Regions from separate parts of the Homo sapiens genome. Here region 1 is linked to region 2. Evidence: read pairs that join two places in POLR2A ChIA-PET (ENCODE). Cell type or tissue: HepG2. All regions are shown on one strand. Region 1 has its middle 12 kb from the start of HYI. Region 2 holds the start of C1orf210 (chromosome 1 open reading frame 210).

The links. ChIA-PET counts read pairs that join two places held together with the same protein. Peaks named below come from ENCODE experiments on the same cell type or tissue, not always from the same donor. Only the 100,000 strongest peaks of a DNase experiment are listed, where the experiment ranks them.
Region 1: POLR2A ChIA-PET joins it to region 2 with 6 read pairs; 2 of 35 experiments call an interaction of 5 or more read pairs at or near these places.

What each region holds. Positions count from the first base shown.
Region 1 is chr1:43,463,975-43,467,974 of GRCh38, reverse strand. No RefSeq gene overlaps it. Among named protein-coding and RNA genes, the nearest start is that of HYI, 12 kb to the right of the region's middle. In HepG2, no CTCF peak of the experiment used is centred here; DNase peaks (open chromatin) are centred at 2,004 and 3,064; H3K4me3 peaks cover 550 bases.
Region 2 is chr1:43,283,956-43,287,955 of GRCh38, reverse strand. C1orf210 (chromosome 1 open reading frame 210) reads left to right here and starts at 2,375. Exons shown (of 3, transcript NM_182517.3): 1 at 2,375-2,512. RefSeq lists enhancers at 1,278-1,835, 1,836-2,394. In HepG2, no CTCF peak of the experiment used is centred here; a DNase peak (open chromatin) is centred at 2,055; H3K4me3 peaks cover 1,327 bases; H3K27me3 peaks cover 589 bases.

The sequences.
Region 1 (4,000 bases), 180 kb before region 2:
AGCAAAACTTGGGCAAAGACACTACTCGCCACAGAGGTTTCCAGCCAGAAAGGCAACACCCCAAGGATCCTGCAACAACTTGGAAGCAAGTAGCTTGAGAGAATGGTGAAACAGATTACTAAAGGCTCATTACAGTGCCCTCTGGAAGGCAACACCCTCCAATGTGGGGGTGCTCTCTCATAGGGTACAGTGTATGCTTTCAATCAGAAGTCAACATATGGTGCCCATAGCCAGGCTGCATAGGTGTAAGAACAAAGGGATAGTGGTGGGAGTGGTCCCTCTCACTATCATACCTAATAATCCACTTAAAGGCTTAAAGAGTATCCTTGCAATCTTAGGCTCCATGGATCTGAAGGTCCTAGTGTTCAAAGTGGTAATTCTTCTACCAGGAAAAATGACCATTGTTCCAGTGAACAGACAAATAAGAAGACTTCTTTCTTCACTGGGGCAATTGGTCCTGATTCTCAGGGGATAATTGTGTTGCTGGTATATGTTTAGGGCACCTCTTAGTCCTCTCTCGCTCTAAAGTCCTGGTCAGTGGAAAACTGTGACAACCCAATAACGTCAAGACCATCAAAGATTCAAATCCTACAAGAAAGAATGTTAGGGTCATTTCACTAGGTAAAGACACCCATCCATCTGAGGTGCTGGATGAGGAAAAAGGGAACCTGGATCAAGTGATGGAAGAAGGCAGAGGTGATTAGCAGTTTAGGCCCCATTCCCAGCTATGGAAATGGGGACTATAAAAACTGGTTTTATGTTACCTTACTGTTTGCTGCCTGTATTAGCTTCTTCTTCTTTTTTTCTTTTTAGAAAGGGTCTCACTATCACCCAGGCTGGAATGCAGTGGTGCAGCCTTGGCTCACTGCAGCCTCAACCTCTCAGGCTCAAGTGATCTTCCCACCTCAGCCTCCCAAGTAGCTGGGACTACAGGTGTGCCCCATCACACCCAGCTAATGTTTTTTCTTTTTGTAGAGATGGGGTCTCACTATGTTGCTCAGGGTGGTCTTGAACTCCTGGGTTCAAGCTCTCCTTCTGTGTCGGCCTCCCAAAGTGCTGCGGGATTACAGGCATGCTCCTGGCCTCCTGTATTAGTTTCTAGGGTTATATAACAAATTATCACAAGTTAAGCTGTTTAAAGCCATACCCATTTATTAGTTCACGGTTTTGTACATCAGAAATCTAGGCCTGGTGTACATGGCTGGATTCTCTGCTCAGGGTCTCACAGGACTAAAATCCTTGTGCGGCATGGGCTACCTTCTCATCTGGAGCTCAGGGTCCTTTTCCAAGCTCACACGATTGGGGCAGAATTCAGTTCCTGTGGCTAGAGAACTGAGGCTCCATTTCCTTGCTGGCTGTCAGCCAGGGGCTGCTCTTAGCTCACTGAAACCACCTACACTCCTTGCCACAAAGCCCTCTCCATCTTCAAGGCCACCAATGGAGAATTTTTCATGTATCACACTTCAAATCTCTTCCACCAGGAAGAGCCCAGTTCCTTTTAAAGGCTAACCCAATTAGGTCAGATTTACCCAGGATAACCTCTCTTTTCTAACTGATTTGAGAACTCAATTGCCTCTGCAAAATCCCATCACAGCAGCCCCTTGATTTGTGTTTGATTGAATAACTGGGAGAAGGTGTGTGGCACTGGAAGGTGCAGGAATTTGGGGATGCTATCTCTGAATTCTGCCTGCCACACCGCGCCTCACTTTTACCCAATTCCTTATTTGAAGAACACCAGTGGCAGTCATGCTCTAGGTTTCAGGGGGAATTATGCCAGATTGAGATTGCCTCTTGATAAAACAGTAGCCAATGGGACTTTGTGCATTCCCTTTGATGAGGACATGAATTTTTCACCCGTATCAAAGATGAAAGTGTATACTGAGGGAAGAAAGAGAACTGTGCCAGATATATTCTATTTATGCCCCCAGATCTCTTTCCTCCTCTCTCTCTGCCCAAGTAGATGGACCTGTGTTGGTTACATCAATGGCTTCCCTTGCCCTTTGGCTCTGTTTGCTTTATCAAGCAGGGAGGCCTAGCAGAAGATTAGAGGGAGGAAAGAGAGTAAGGTCAGGTCACTTATTTATCGGGCTTCCTCCTTGTAGGCTTGCCTTGGCCACCTGTGTTCCACAGCCAGGGGCTTCTGCTCCTCTGAGGGCAGCTATGACTCTCTCCTCCTGGATTCCAGTAACTCCTGCGCCCCCCATCACCCTTGTAGGCCCTAGATTGCTGCAGTATCCCCTGTATCTCCTCTAGGTTCTGCCCACACCTTCATAAATAGTCCTGTTATTAAATCTCCTGAATTATCCTAATTTGAGCGTGCCATCTGTTTTTTGTTTGGACTCTGACTGATTCAAGAACCTATTAAGAGATAGACACAGGAATGTGGCAGATGGAAATACAAATATTACTTTTATTACCATCAAAACTGATACTGGACAATATGGCTTAGGTCTGCTAGGCAGGCAGGTTTGCTAATATTTCACTCCTGAGGTCAACCGCAAGGGCCGGCTCCTGTAAAACTTGCGGGCAGGCATGGAGGCAGAGCAGGGTGCATGCTTTTTCACAGAGGGGAGGGAGGATGCAGCTGAGCTGAGCGTTTCGGCTTCTTCTTCTGCCAAAGTTACCCACCAGTTGAGTCACTCCCCATCCCCAGGGTAAGACTGGGAAGGTGGGGCAAGAGGCCAGGAGCTTTATTCTCGAAGACTCCTTCCACAAAGGAACAGTCCCGAGAGTGCCAATATTTTGAATAGTGAATGACACTTTAAATAAAATCAAAAGATAAGCAAAAACAACCAAAGGCTTAATATCCAGAATTTTTATGAAGAACGCCTCTAAACTGATTAATTAAACACTGAGAATCCAACTGATAGCCAAGCACAGTGGCTCACGTCTGTAATCACAGCACTTCGAGAGGTTGAGGTGGGAGGATCACTTGAGGCCAGTGGTTTGAGACTAGCCTGGGCAATATAGCAAGACCCCATCTCTACAAAAAAATATAAAAATTAGCTGGTGTGCTCCTGTAATCTCAGCTACTTTGGAAGCTGAGTAGGGAGGATTGCTTGAGTCCGGGAGTTCAAGGTTACAATTGTGCCACTGCACTCCGGCCTGGGCGACAGAGTGAAATCTTATCTCTACAAAAAAAAAAAAAAAAAGAAGGGGGACAAAGACTTCAAATAAGCAACTCACAGAATTTTTATTATTATGACTCCTGAGGTTGAACATCTATCCAGATACTAATGGCCAATAAATATCTGGAGAGATGTTCAACCTCAGGAATAGTTGAGGACTTGATTCTTACAAATGTTTTTTTCCCCTTCAGGTTGGTAAACATTTTAAAGACTGATGTTATCCAGTGTTGATGAAGACGTAGGGAAACAGACACTCTTAGGGGTTGTTAGTAGGCATATAAGTTGATAAAGCTGAAGGACAATTTGGCAGTGAATTTGAACCTTAAATGTGCATATCCTTTGACCCAGAAAGCCCACTTATGGAGACCTAAGCTGGAGAAATACGCATATTTGTATGCCACAAGAAAGCATATACAGGGATGTGTATTGCTTGTTACAGTAAGGATTTGGAAACAATATTGTTATCTATCAGTAGGGAAACAATAAAAACATATTTTTAATATAAACACAGTTAAAAGACTGGCTAAAGCGAGAGAGCACAATAAGGTAAATTGATTTTTTATTTCTATTTTTTTATTTTTGAGATGGAGTCTTGCTCTGTCATCCAGGCTGGAGTACAGTGGCATGATCTTGGCTCACTGCAACCTCTGGCTCCTGGGTTCAAGTGATTCTCCTGCCTCAGCCTCCCAAGTAGCTGGGACTTCAGGAGCTCACCACCACACCCGGCTAATTTTTGTATTTTTGGTAGAGGCGTGGTTTCACCATGTTGGCCAGGCTGGTCTCGAACTCCTGATCTCAAATAATCCACCCGCCTTGGCCTCCCAAAGTGCTGGGATTACAGGCATGAGCCACTGTGCCTGGCCTGATTTTAT
Region 2 (4,000 bases):
ATGAAATATCCAGAACAGGCAAATCCATAGAGACTGAAAGCAAAGTAATGGTCGTGAGAGGCCAGGGGGAAAGGGACACGGGGAATACTGCTTAACTGGTCAGGGGTATCCCTTTGGGGTGATGAAGAAGTTTTAGAACTAGAGTGATGGTTGCATGACGTTATGAGTGTGCTAAACACTACTGAATCGTGTGCCTGGAAATGGCTAACATGGGGAATTTTATGTTATATGAATTAGGTTATGGTATATGAGCACCTTAATTTAAGAAAACCTGGCACAGTGTCTAGGACACGCTAGGTGCTCAATGAATATCAGTTGAATCTCATGATTTCCTTGCTTCAAAAATAAAGTAAAACCCTAAGCCCTCCTTGGCACCTCATTGCCCCATCCAGGATAATCCTTTCTTTCCTCAAATTTGTTTCAGAAGGGTATACTTTTGCCATTTTAGATATGGGGGATATGATGGAAACAAGACAGATGCAGAGTCCATTCCCAGAGTTTACAGGTTGGCAGGGAAACTAAAGAGAAAATCACACCCCACATGTTCAGGGATATAGGGGAGAAGGGCCACCATCTGCAGGGGTGCAGTGGAGAGTGGGGAAGGCAGGAGTCCCAGGAGAAGGGAGCAGAGCCTGCAGAGCCAGGGAGAGGAGAGGGCATGGTGAGTTCTGGGAATAGAAAAGAGTTTGGTGGCTGGGCGCAGTGGCTCATGCCTGTAATCCCAGCACTTTGGGAGGCCAAGGCGGGCAGATTGCTTGAGGTCAGGAGTTCGAGACCAGCCTGGCCAACATGGCGAAAACCCGTCTCTACTAAGAATACAAAAATTAGCTGGGTGTGGTGGCACATGCCTGTAATCTAGCTACTCAGGAGGCTGAGGGAGGAGAATCGCTTGAACCCAGGGGCTGGAGGTTGGAGTGAGCTGAGATCGCACCACTGTACTCCAGCCTGGGTGACACAGTGACTCTGTCTCAAAAAAAAAAAAAAAAAAAAGAAAGAAAATAGAAAATAGTTTGGTGTAGCTGCAGCAGAGGAGGCAGGAAAGGTGGGAAGGGATGGCCCTGAGGGTTCAGATTTCATCCTAAGATCTTCAGGGCCAAGTGTGAACTGGCCCCCACCTTCCAGCCACAGTTCTACCATGCCTTGTTTGCATCCCCTCTCTGTACCCCCCTTTTATTTTTTTGAGACAGGGTCTTGCTCTGTCGCCCAGGCTGGAGTGTGATGGCGCAATCATGGCTCACTGTAGCCTAAAACTTCTGGGCTCAGGCAGTCCTCCCCCCTCAGCTTCCCCAGTAGCTAGGACTACAGGTGAGCATTACCACGCCCAGCTAATTTTTGTGTTTCTAGTAGAGATGGGGTCTCCCTATGTTGCCCAGGCTGATCTCCGCTCATGGGCTCAAGCAATCAACCCGCTTTGGCCTCCCAAAGTGCTGGGATTACAGGCGTGAGCCACCATACTTGGCCTCTCTGCAGCCCTTGCTCCCACTGTGCCCGGCCTATCCTTGCGAATTCGGGGCCTCCAGGCCTTGGCGCGTGCGGTCCTTCCTCCCTTAGGTAGTTACGGGGAGCCTGCCCTGGGTCAGTACTGTGCTGGGAGCCACAGGCTGTCAAAGCCTGGCCCCACCCCAGGAGAGCGAATAATCACAAGATAATGAGGAATGCTGCGACAGTGGGTGCTCTGGGCATGGAAGAGTGGGGACTTGCAGGGTAGAGGGAGGACTCAGGGAAGGTGATTCCTGAACTGGAGCTTGAAGAACAGGGGGCACCAGGCCCAGAGACGAGGAGTAAAGCTAAAGGGAATCAGAGAGCACCCGGGAGAGGTTCAGAGCCTGGCTTGTGGGGTCACGGGATCCTGAGATCCAGATGAAGGCTGAGCCCCCATCCAGATCCACCCCTCACCCCCTACACAGTTACACACACATTTGTAGGCAATTTGGGAGTGTTCTTGGTCCTCCTGGCTTTGCCTGGAAAGAATGCCCTCCCCACCCGCTCTGGTTCCAGCCCACCACCCTTACAGGCCTGCAAAGCTCCCTCTTCAACTCTGGACTTTGTACCAGTCACCGGACGTTCAGTTGTTTATCAACCTGAGCACCTGCCTGCTGAGGTGTCTGCCCCTCTAGGGCCCGCTGGACGCTTCTCTGGATCCCAGCTGTACAAACCGCAAGCATTGGGGGGTGAGGGTGAGGTCTACACCCATAAAGTTCTTGGCAAAAGCTTGGGGGAGAGGTAGAATTATCCCTCCCCACTGGAGGCGCTGCCGCAGCCCGCCCTCTGCCAGACCTGCAGCTTCAGCCCCGCCCACTGCCTCCGCAGGTGAGTCAAGCTCTGCCTTGACCCGCCCACCTGTCCAGGTTCTGCCGGCCCCAGCCGGAAGCTTACTCCGCGGATTGTGCACAGTTCTTGAAGGTGGGAACAGAAGAGAAGGCCCGGGGGGGCCGGGGAGGGGGTACCCAGGCTCTGCACAGTACCCAAGGGGCTTCTGGCAGCAGGAAGGAAGCTACACATCAGAGTTGGGGTAGGTGTCTGTGCATGTCAGAGGGGTGTTTGTTGGTGGAGGAAAGTGTGACCTGGGGGGAGGGGCTGTGCGTATGGGGGATGGGCAGATCAGTGTGGGCTGTGAGTTCAGAGGCCTGTTGGGGAGTGTATATGCACCCTTGGAAGGTTAGTGTGTGTGTGTCTTCTTGGGAAGAATTCACAGGGCAGGGAGGAAAGGAATAGGAATACAACCTTAGAAACGTCAAATTGAATTCAGTTCATTCCAGTGTAACACATTCTCATGTTTTGCGGACCTAGTACTAGGATGAGGCCCACAGCAGGCTGAGGAATGAATGAGCAGCTGACCTCTCCTTCCCAGGACGTCTCTCCCGCTCCCACCTGTATATTCACTCTCACGCTCCCCTCGTTAATTTCACAAGCACCACACTGAGGGGCTGAACGCCCAGCTCCCTGCAGCGCCAGGGTACAGATCCTTCAGCCAGCCGTTGCCCACGGGGAGCTGCCCGCCTAGCAATGACTGGTTCTGACTGGTGGTTGACTGGGCAGGATGGTGACAGGTCATCCAGGGTAGGTCCAGGGACAACCTCACAGGCAGGTATGGTCTGATTTGGCCTTGACAGACTGGCGCCCCAAAAACTGAGGAGGGCGTGGCCAGGGAGCAGGAGGGTGGGTGAGTGGGAGGAGGGCATGTGTGTCTGTCTGAAGTGCTGGGGAGGGAACTGTGGAGAAGAGGAAGAAGAGTTTGGCTTGAGGGCCGTGTGCTGGATTGCAAGGCACTGTGGGGCATGGGGAGCTTTTGAAGGGATTTTAACCAGGCTAGTGATGGGGTCAGATTTGGGTTGTAGGCCCATCACTCTGTGGAAGAGACCAGAGGTGGGGAGCCCAGTTAGGAGATTATGGCTAGAGTACAAGAGGAAGGTGGCTTGGACTCAGCTGTGGCAGTGGGGTGGAGAAGAGGGTATTGTCATTCCAGAGATGTTTAGTGGAAGACATGATGGGGATTGATACCAGGTTGGATGTGAGGAGGTTGGGGGGGGTTTGAAGGCACTTGTATCAAAGAATATACTGGGGTACTCCCCTCAACTTCTCTCCTAAGTACTTCCCTAGCCCGGCTACTCTGCCCCCAAGGACTCCCCTGGTTCAGGTGCTCCACTGGCAGATATGCTCCTGCCCTAGCTGTTCGTCTGCCAGGTACTTCTAACTTTCATGCTCCTCCTCTAGATACTCCCCAGATTCAGGTGCGCCTCCTCCAGACACTCCTTTGATCCAGGTGCTCCTCCTACAGGTGTTTCCATGCCTGGATGATCTTCCTCCAGCTACTCCCCTAATTGAAGTGTTCCTCCTCTAGGTGTCCCCAGCCCTGGGTGATAATTTCCTGATTCAGGTGATCCTCATTTGGATACTCCCTGGCTTGAGCCTCCCTGTGGGGGCAGAGTGTGGGCCTCCTTTGAGTAGAGGTGAAAGGACAGGGGTTTGCTTGAAGGGCTGAGGGTAGAGGTGGGCAGCA